2 separate regions of the Mus musculus genome follow, and region 2 is linked to region 1. A link is a loop called in an ENCODE intact Hi-C map of the cell type or tissue named here. Cell type or tissue: left cerebral cortex. All regions are shown on one strand. Links, peaks and the distances in the headings refer to the core of each region. The heading gives the core; the rest is flanking DNA.

Region 1 (2,500 bases), core at 1-2,500:
ACAAGTAATAATTCATTCAATATGTGGGGTAATTATGTGAAAACAAATTCCCAAGCACTTTTAGTTCATGTAAGGTCAACATTTACATTATTATATTCTAAGTGAGAATGTATTTAAATACTTATTAAAATCATTTAGAAATTTAAAAAGTCCACATGTCAACATGAAAAAGACTTTGTGATATTTTGTGCCTTTCAGCTTCTTAGAAGACAGATGGGATGTCTACTCTCTGTGTTCAATGTGGTGAGCCATGACGTATGCACACCGTGGAGAACCATACTGTACCTTGTAGAAGATAAGTGTAGCAGAGCAAGTAACATCCTACTGTCATTATGCTGCCTTCTCAAAGTCTCTTGGGCTCACCTATGAGTTTCTGGACCATATTTTGAGAACTGTAACTCTAAATCAAGTAAGGGGAAATGAAATGACCTTTGGAAACCTAGCAATATGAAAGATATATTATTAGTATCAGTTGCCACCATCGAGCCAGTCTCACTCACCGTGGTGAGATTTCACACAGCACAGCACACACAGAGGTAGGAATGCATACAAGTCTAGACACAGCTTAAGGATGCATCACAATATCTTTCTATTAGAAGGTTGACCCAACAAACATGGCTAGGCACTTTACAATTGTTCCCTCTGACTTACATCCTACCACCATTCTCTCTTCCTAGAGAATGGTACTCTTCAACCGCAAATTGAGTATGGGAACAAGTAGATCACAATCTGTTCCGTAATTCCAACGTTGCATCATAATAGGAGTTCCATGAAATTTATTTCTGTCTGAATGATGGCTACAGTGATTGGTCTGTGCTGTATTGGCTAACATGTAATAATCTGTAGGTACGACTGAATTTTTTAAGTATAATTGTCTTCAGATATAAGAAACTAAAGGACAAATGTCTTAAAATCGAAGAAGCTCCTGGTTAAAACCTCTGCTTACTAATTGTGAGTTGTGACAGATCTCTAGGTGAGAAAGGGATAATCAAAACTGCTAAGAATTTTCACCTGTGGACAAGAAAGGAAGAAATCTGTTTCCAGACCTGCTGGCTCAGCTCCGCTCTCACCACATCTTGTTTGCAAATGACATGGAGGGAAACAGAAGCACAAAGGGTTGAGAGAACAGATGCAATGTGAGATCAGTCCCTCGCTTACAAAGAAACAGTTATGTAAAAGTCTCCATTCTTGGGAATCTTCACAATGCCACGTTGACTTCTGCTGCTCTCATTCTCTTACAGACTCATTGGAGAATTGCTCCAACTCTAAGCACAAAAACACCCATTCTTCTGGGTTTGGAAAAGAATACCAATATTACAAGACTTATCTAGTGTGCTATACCCCCCCTCCCTCTCTCTCTCTCTCTCTCTCTCTCTCTCTCTCTCTCTCTCTCTATTTTTCTCTCTCTCTCTCTCTGTAGATGGCCAGGAAAAAATGTTAAAATATTTGGTACATATGAATAGTAAAGTCTCATTCTCAAAGTCCCATAATGAGATGCTACAAGACTAAAAGTCTCTATATTTCTATAAATGTATGAAATCCTACATGCTGTATCTCTTCCATAGAGGAGTCAAATGTACAAAAACAACAACAGTAACAACAGCAACATCAATAACAAGAGCAACAACATCCCATGGTAAAGCATAAACTTGATCACTTTGTGAGAACTTTTCTCTTAGCTTCATCTACATTTCTATAACATCTACTAATGCTGTGCAATCACAGTAATTAGTTCAGGATGAAGCTGAAGGTGGTAAAGCACTTGTGGTGTATCTACATGAAAATAGTACTTTAAAACTTCAGACTGGAAGATGTTCATACCAAGTAAGTAATGAAGAAAGAAAAGAGAAAATAAAAAACTCAAGTACCGTTGAATGGTATGGCCAGCAAGAAAACTAAGTAGGACAAGTCAAAAGACACTGAGGAAACTGCTGTGTGTGTGTGTGTGTGTGTGTGTGTGTGTGTGTGTGTGTGTGTGCATACTCATGCGTGTGTTGTGTACATGCGAGAATGGGCAATTATCAAAGTATGGTGCAGACACTTTCGGAGACAAAAACCTTTGCATAATTTCACAGCTTCCAAGCTATCTGTGCCCTCTTCTCTGAGGCATATACAGTACAATTTTCCAGAGTTCCTACAATGTATGATGACATCCTGTACGCATCCTGTACCTACTGGCATATGTATCGGCATAAGCTCATATGTGGACTGTCTCTGTTTTGATATCTGACTTGGGAGACAATAATGGATATTGGCCAACATTCTCTGAGAGAATCATTGTTTTGAAGAATGTTATGGGAACTTAAGAGAAAATACTTGAAAACTTTGTACTATTTAGTTTTATATCTACTTCACAAAAGAGTATCTGGGAAGAGGAACTTCTGTTAAGACAATACCTCTGTCAGATTGCCTGTGGGGAAGTCTGTGGGGCATTTTCTTCCTCTTTTCTTGAGTTTCTTTTCTTAATTTATTTGATTTAAATATTTTCATGCTATATTTT
Region 2 (7,796 bases), core at 1-2,500, 60 kb after region 1:
GAGTGAGGAATAAGGACAATCTGATTTCCAGAAGGAGAAGAAAACACCAGACATCCTCATCCCAGGGACAGAAATTAATGCCATACGAAGCAAATACAGCTCAATTTACCACTAGCCCAGGTTCACTTTCAAATACAAGGTTCAAGCTCCAGTACAAACGTCCTTTGCTTGGGACGAACGAAGACTTCATAGGAGGGTCAGATATAGTAATCAGGGACACTAGGAAGCCCAGTGCCTGTAAAATGCAGAGAGAGAGAGAGAGAGAGAGAGAGAGAGAGAGAGAGAGAGAGAGAGAGAGAGAGAGAGAGAGAGAGAGACTGAGACTCGACTATCCAGAGCTGGGCTAGCTATGGATAACATTCCTCCGGAAGAGACATAAATTACAATACCTAATTTACAAACACTGCGACCTCAGCGCCTCTGATAGGAGTAGGTTTTGCTGCTTCTCAAGCAGAGAAATAAGCATTTTGTGCAGAGATGTGCAGAGAACTCTGAGGTCGAGGTTGTTTGTTTTTGACCTTCCAGAGGGCATTGGCTTCAAAAACCAACACGGATACTTAGGGAGAAATGAGCATTCTCTGGAGCTCCAGTTCACCACTGTGCTAAGGTGTTGGTTGTTTATTATACATCCCATTGGTCCATGCACATCTGGGGTGTCTTCTTTGCTTAAGTCGTTCGTTTCGACCGACTTCACTCAAATAGCCACAACACCCCCACCCAAGAAGAGATGCGACAATCTCCCTCCCGGATCTGCGGTCGTGGACGCCTGAGCTGCTTGCGGGAGAGCTTGAGCTCAGGAGGTGCGGGCGCGGAGAGATGGAGGCGCCCAGGGACGTGGACCGCTCCGGGTGCAGCCAGAGAGCAACTGCACCTGCCACCCCTGGTCCCGGGAGGCGTGCCCAGGAGAGTGGCCACCCTGGGCGGGCTCTGGGAGTCTATAGCACTCAGTGCCTGGAGGGTCAGGGGTCTGCGGGTTCCCGGCGAACCCACTGCGGGGCCGAGCCCACGCTGCCTGAATGGATCCTGCCTGGCTGCAATCGTTGAGAGCAGAGACAGGGGAGTCCTCCACCCGGCGCTTGCTCGGGCTCCGCAGCGCGCCGCACCTGAACCCGCGGCCCTGCAGCGCAAGGCCAGCACTGCCATCGGCTCCCGCACCTCCTCGAGTCACCTGCCCCGCATCCCGCTGCCCTCTGCTGACCTTTTCCTGCGCGCGGTTGAGGCGCTTTTGCACGTTTTTGGCGAAGATGCCCGTCTTGATGTCGGCCATGGCTGCTGCGGTCCGCAGAGCTGGAAGAGCAGAGCGCGCAGCGAGCCGGCGGCGGCACCGAGGAGCCCAGGAAGAGAAGGAGGAGGAGCGGGGGGAGGAGCAGCTGAAGCGTGAGGAGCAGAGGAGGCAACGGATGAGGGAGGGGCGCGGCGACAGGACCGGTTTAAAGAGATAGAGCGGATGTGCGGCCACTAGGGGTGACAACGCCACTAGTGAGATGCATGGAAAGAGAAGTCAAAGGCCAAGTGTCCACCGTGATGGAGGAGGTGGTCAAGAAGTGATAAAGATGGAAGACGTTCCTCAATCCCAGGGCCTTGAGGCAGCTAGGGGTGAGAGAGGGCAGGGCTAACAGGACGTTTTCAGGGAGGAAGGTCGGAAGACTCTGATTCTGTCTCCCCAGTTAAAGAACAGGAGGAGGTGGGGAGGAGTCTGTAAGGCTCTAAATCACCAAATGACTGCCCCGTCAAAACACCTTGAGTGGAGAAGGAACGAGTCCATCCACCCTCCAGAGGCTCAAACCTGTGGGGGATGGGGAAGTTAGGAGAGGATGAGGCTGGAAAGTCCCTGCAGGGCAACTTGCCAGAGAGAAAGAGTAAAGAGATCACTGTGAGGCTTGCCAGTGGGAAAGGCCATGTTCAGAAGGGTCAGCTTCTACACACAAGTGCTGCACTTTGCCAGCTCTCAGACACTGTGGCACAACAGTTTTCCCAAGAAATGAGACCAGCAGTCCCTTTGTCGTTCTTTGAGACAAAACTCTATGTGATCTTGCTGACTAAGCCAACTGTCGCAAGCAAGAAAGGTAGAGACAAGACCTGAAGTGAGTATAACAAGTCACAGTTTTATTGTGTTGAGAGTCAACATACAAAGCTCACACTCTAAACTGCTAACTATGGTCTTAAGCCTATCTCTCCATGGTTGCTCATCTGTGCCACCAACCTTAGCTAAAGGACAGGTCCACTCTCTAACAGTAGTCTCTGGTTCAACCGGGGGCCGACTCTCCAGCCACATGACAGATCAAGGTCTGTCTTGATGTGCAAAGCAGAGCCTTGCTCTTGGTTTCTGCTTATATTCCATCCACTGGGCACCATCTAGGCCTGTGCCAGGTTCTCTTGAGTGAGTGATGTCACTGGGTTCTGGTTATCAGGTACAGCCTTGGGTATAGTGGAGTTCTTGACTAAGCTATTTTTCCATGCCTAGAAGATTTTTTTTTCCCTATGCTCATTACAATGGCTGTCCTGAAACTTGCTATGTAAACCAGGCTGGTCTCAAACTCATACAGATCTGCCTTCCTCTGCAGATCTGTGGGATTAAAGGTGGCCCCTTTTGACAGTCTTAACAGAAAGATGTGGTCCTCTGTGCACCTGGCAAAGACAAGGCGGCAAAGGAGCTCCAGAAGCCTTTGACAATGGGCAGAGTCTTCATTCTCAGGTTCATTCAGGGTTCCATGAGTAGAGGAAGAGAGGTGGCATCTGACAATCACAAGTCAGAGGTTGAGCAGGCACCAAAACAGGGGAATATCCTGCTCCCCTTCTAAAGTTACTTGGGTGTTCCCTTCGCCCAAACCAGTCCCTAGTATCACTCTTCTGTGAGCTATTGTTCCAGTGACTTGGGTATGGAATGATGCTGTTGCTACTTGACTGCATAAGATGTGATGTAAGCCCAGTGTGCCAGCTGGAGGGCTCAGCTTTGGCAAGCTAGGCAGACTTCATACTCTGTACAACCCTCTAGAGCCAAGGAGGAAACTCAACTGCCCTGATATTAAAATTAAATAAAAACAAACTAGCAATGGCTATGGAGAGGTCACGTGCAAAGGGAAATGTTTTGAGTGCATTGGAGAGGGAAATACGAATGTCCCAATTATTCAACCACCTTTCTGGCTGAATACACACACACACACACACACACTACCAAGCCCTGCAGAAGAGCTGACCAGTGGATCCCAGTCCAGAATACAGAATGATAAATAAACTCAATTGTTTCATAAACAGTAAGCACCTTGAATACCTAATCTATTTCCATGACTTTTCCTTAGGATTTTATGCCCAATTTGCCTAGTAATTAATTGAGTCCCAGGACACAAGACTCTTGATGCTAAAATTGGGAGGCATTGGGCAAAGCAAGAGGGCTTGCCCCCCACCCCCATTTGGATCATTCCACATAAACAGAAGTTTACCTTATAGAGAAATAAGGAGAACACCCATTTTTGCACTTGGTCAACATTCAAGGACAATGACATCTCAGAAAGCTGGGAATTTTCGTAAGTTCTCTCTAGTGAAGGAAGAGGGATTAAGAACCTCAGCTCTGCCCTGAGGTGCTGACTGTGAGAATACAACCTTAACAATGACAGAAAAGACCAGACTGCACTAGAGTTTAAGTTCATGGTCACTCTTACAGTATTAGTGCCTGCACCCTCTCTGCTATGGCAATGAGCTTACCTCAACTCCCTCTGTAGATAGCAATATTCTCTCATTACAAACAGGAGAGAGTCGTTTCAACTGTGAGCTATATTCTTCCCAAAGCTATCAGTCCTCAACAGAACCACCCTTTATCTTTCTTGCAGTTATCTTCCCATCGAATTCTTGGACCTCAGCGTATATCACCTGAAATAAAAGGTCAAATTATTAATGTTTCTCATTATTTGGGTGTCCAATTCTAGCTCTGTACCTGGAGTCTTGTAATTTCTTGGTAATTTCATCTGAAAGGCATGGTGTGTATGTCATGTCAAACAGTTGTTAGGTGCACACTTATCACTCTGGAATGCTGACCAAGCACTTTAGCTGGTACTTAGGTTTTGTAAATAGTTGTTGAAAATCCCTAGACCAATCATGAGCTCTCTTGCCAGGCATGGTGACAGAGATCAGAGACACTCTTTAAGAATCGTGAGCCTGGGATTCCTGGATTATTTTCCAGTTTCACATTAAAACTTTACCTCTGACTCTGCCTCCTCTGTCACTCCCTCTAGGTTTGATGCTTCTGCCTGTGGTAGAACAGTTCTGGAATGTCATTAGCGGCTTCCCTTACCACAGGAGGTTTCTGTCAGTGGGACCATAGCTTTAATAGATTTCTTGTTGTTCTGTGGTCCCTCTCCTGGAGGACACCACAACTGCAGGTGCTTTGACCTCTGTTGGTACAGGATGGTTAAATATTAGGTGGGATGTGTTTGCCCCATCTAGCTGTGTAGCTTATGTTAATTTCAGTTGAGTTTTGAGTTCATTGTGTATACATTTTGTGGATTGAGAGTTTGTTATTATAAATCTGACTGATAAATTACAAGCCTTTAGAGTTTTGATTTTACTGGGTTACTGGAATTTGTGACAGCTAACCACAGGGGGTAGATGGCTGGGAATGTGAGCAAACTACGCAGTAACAGAACAGCTAGATGGGTGGTCACTGCTTGGGGTTAGCCATGGAGGTGGCGAGGTTACAGGGGCCAGAGAGTAGCCGGTGCTAGTGCGGGATGGTACCTTTTTTAATATTTCCCGCAACACAGATCTGAAAGATAATAATTAAAGTGTTAATTGGTGTCAACCTTTAAAGAGCTTTAGTACAACAAATAAAAATTATTTTCTGTAAAATAAAACAAAACAATACCATCTCTAAACCTGGTAAGAGGTGTATCAATGTTTACAGAGTAGATGAATCTGTTTTACCAAATATTGTAATGCAGGCAAAAGAAATCTTCAAACTACGTGAGAAGGTGCAGCATGGTAGATTTCCCATTATGCTACAGGAACAAAGAAAAGTACGTAGGTCAAGTTCCAGGTCTTCAAGCATTTTATGTTGCATAGTGGTGTCTTTTTCATAATCGTAAGACTTAAATATTCTAATAACATGAGCATCTTGTTGTAGAGGGTGTTGGATGCCCAGAACCACCCGTGAGGCCAGCCCTTTACTCCACAAATGTCCCCAGTGCCTTTCTCAGAACCACAGAACGTCCTATAGCAGGTGCACGGTAATAGCACAAGAGGGTCTCAGAGGTTTCTTGTAATAGTCAAGTGGTGAGACTGTGCTTTTACGCATACAGTCTTCATTCTGACACCACTGGGAATGACCATAGTTTTCTAACTACTTACGTCTTTTCTTCATATAGGTAAACCACTTTATTCTCAACCAGTCAAGGAAAAATGCCACTTACCCAACCAATTATAGCTTACTGTTTATGAAAATTTAACCACAATTCTTTCCAATTTCTGAAGTAAACCTACATATATAATTATTTTATATCAACTTATCCTGTACTGTGAGACTATAAAATAGTTTTCAATATTTCTACAAAGTTTTCAAAAAGGTATCCCTTCAACTCCAGTTCTTCACCCATAGAATACAGAATTCCATACCCAATCTTTATTTCTGGTTCATGTTTCTTCCTTCTAAATTGGGTGATGACTCAAAATGTGGATTATGATAGGTTTTTATAATGGCCAAAATCAGTTCAGAATCATAGTTATCACAACTCTTTTTACATATGTTTAATAACATGGACATTTGACAGCTCCTGATTTATAAAGTTTCATCAATTTTGCCAAGACCCTTAGGGAAAGAAAGGCCTAGATGTGCTTTATCTTCACCTGGCTGTTTGTCAGTACTCAACAGGTGTTATGATTCTGTATTCGTTGTGACTTTATTAGTTACTTCTTATTAATTACACATTTTTGATGTCCCTTCATAGGTAGTTACAATAATATTCTATCTACTCCCTCCGACAAGCATAACAAGAATTTTGATCTCATTCAAGTTATGGTTATCTCTTGTACTTGCTTCCATGTTTGAAGGATGAAGTAAAGTCTAATTTTGTCACAAATATTAAATGAAACTAGAAGTAAATTTAGGATGTTCTGAAAAATATCCTACAAATTCCAATTTTAAGTGATCAAGCACAGACTCATAGTAGTTGTCTTTGAGTTTTACTGCTGTAAACAGACACTACAAACATTCAATTGGGGCTGGTTTACAGGTTCAGAGGTTCAGTCCATTGTCATCAAGGCAGAAACATGGCAGCATCCAGGCAGGAAGAGCTGAGAGTTCTACATCTTCGTCTGAAGCCTGCTAGCAGAATACTGGCTTCCAGACAGCTAGGATGAGGGGCTTAAAGCCTACGCACCACCTTTTAATAGTGCCACTCCCTGGGCTGAGCATATATACAAACCATCACATTTCACTCCCTGGCCCCCATAGGCTTGTTCAAACATGAGTCTATAGGAGCCATACCTAAACATAGCATAATGCTAAATATATTTAGTCCAACTTCAAAGGTCTCCATAGTCTATCTCAACAATGTTAAAAGTTCAAAGTCTCTTCCGAGATTCATCTGATCACTTAACTGTAACCCCCAAAGTAAGACAGGAAACCAGCTGGGCAAACTCCAAACTCTGCATCTCCATGTCCGATTTCAAGGCAGTCTTCAGATCTCCAACTCCTTTTTCATCTTGGTTGACTGCAACAAACTTCTTTCTCCTAGGCTGGTTCCAATCCCTGTTAGCAGCTTTCTTCAGCAGATATCTCACAGCTCTGGCATCTTGAACATCTTGGGGTCTCCAAGAAAACTTTAATGTTACAGCTTCTTGTTTTAATGTCTGGGATCCACATATGATCTTCCTTCAAAGGTCTGGTGTCACTTCTCCAGCTTTGCCTTCTGTGGCACTCTAAACTCAGGTTGATCCACTCCACTGCTGCTGCAGTTCTTGGTGATCATCCCATAGTACTGGCATCTCCAATATTCTGGCGTCTTCAGTTGCAACTAGGCTTCACCAGTAGTAGCCTCTCACAAGCTCTCTTCATGGTGCCAAGCCTCAAATCCTTTGCATGACCCCTTCAGTCCTGGGCCCTCAACTGAGGCTGCATCTTCACCAATGGCCTTTCATGGCGTTTCACAAGGCCATTCTTCAGCTGCTCTTCATGACCCCTTCATGACTTCAAACCAGTATCACCTGGATGACTCTTACACATTACCAATACAGCTGTAGCATGAGGTCCAACCTTGGCTGTCTCTGGAATACAGCTTCTTTGTGTTCTCAGAAAACATTTCCCAGATTTAACTTCAGTGATGCTGGTCTTTTCTTAATCATTGCTAATTTCTTAGCTCCAGCTAAGCAGGATCAATTGTCCCAGTAGTCCCTTCTATTCTTGACTCTAAAGCCAGAGCCACATGGCCAAAGATGCCGAATCCTGCTGCTTGTAGGAGGTGGAATATGGCCCCCTTGTTGTATTACATTATCACTAGCTTTCTGTTTTCCAACTCTTTCACTGCCTAAGCTTGGCTATCCTGAATCTCACTTTGTAGGTTGACTTTGAACTCAGAGATCTCATGCCTGTCTCCTGGGATTAAAGGTGTATAACACCATGCCTGGTCTTACGCTTTTCTTCACCTAGAACTTACTCTGTCCCTGGCTGGCCTTGAGTACAGAGATATGCTTGGGTTTATCTCCTTGGATTAAAAGTGTTGAACCACCATGCCCGGATCTTAAATTAGATGAGGAGGATCTTGACCCAAAGGCCATTAATATGTTGTCTCCTAGAACATAGGATTCAG

The links. A loop is a pair of places that touch in the nucleus more often than their neighbours do. Peaks named below come from ENCODE experiments on the same cell type or tissue, not always from the same donor. Only the 100,000 strongest peaks of a DNase experiment are listed, where the experiment ranks them.
Region 2: it touches region 1 in a loop (6-fold over the local background); 3 of 42 quality-filtered maps call a loop at or near these places.

The regions. Positions count from the first base shown.
Region 1 is chr13:19,007,316-19,009,815 of GRCm38, reverse strand. All of the region lies in intron 1 of Amph (amphiphysin), which reads right to left. Among named protein-coding and RNA genes, the nearest start is that of Amph, 60 kb to the right of the region's middle. In left cerebral cortex, for the core only: no CTCF peak of the experiment used is centred there; a DNase peak (open chromatin) is centred at 1,155; H3K27ac peaks cover 635 bases.
Region 2 is chr13:18,941,904-18,949,699 of GRCm38, reverse strand. Amph (amphiphysin) reads right to left here and starts at 1,349. Exons shown (of 21, transcript NM_175007.2): 1 at 1,199-1,349. The coding sequence starts at 1,267. In left cerebral cortex, for the core only: a CTCF peak has its summit at 1,464; DNase peaks (open chromatin) are centred at 803, 1,383 and 1,821; H3K4me3 peaks cover 1,871 bases; H3K27ac peaks cover 1,858 bases.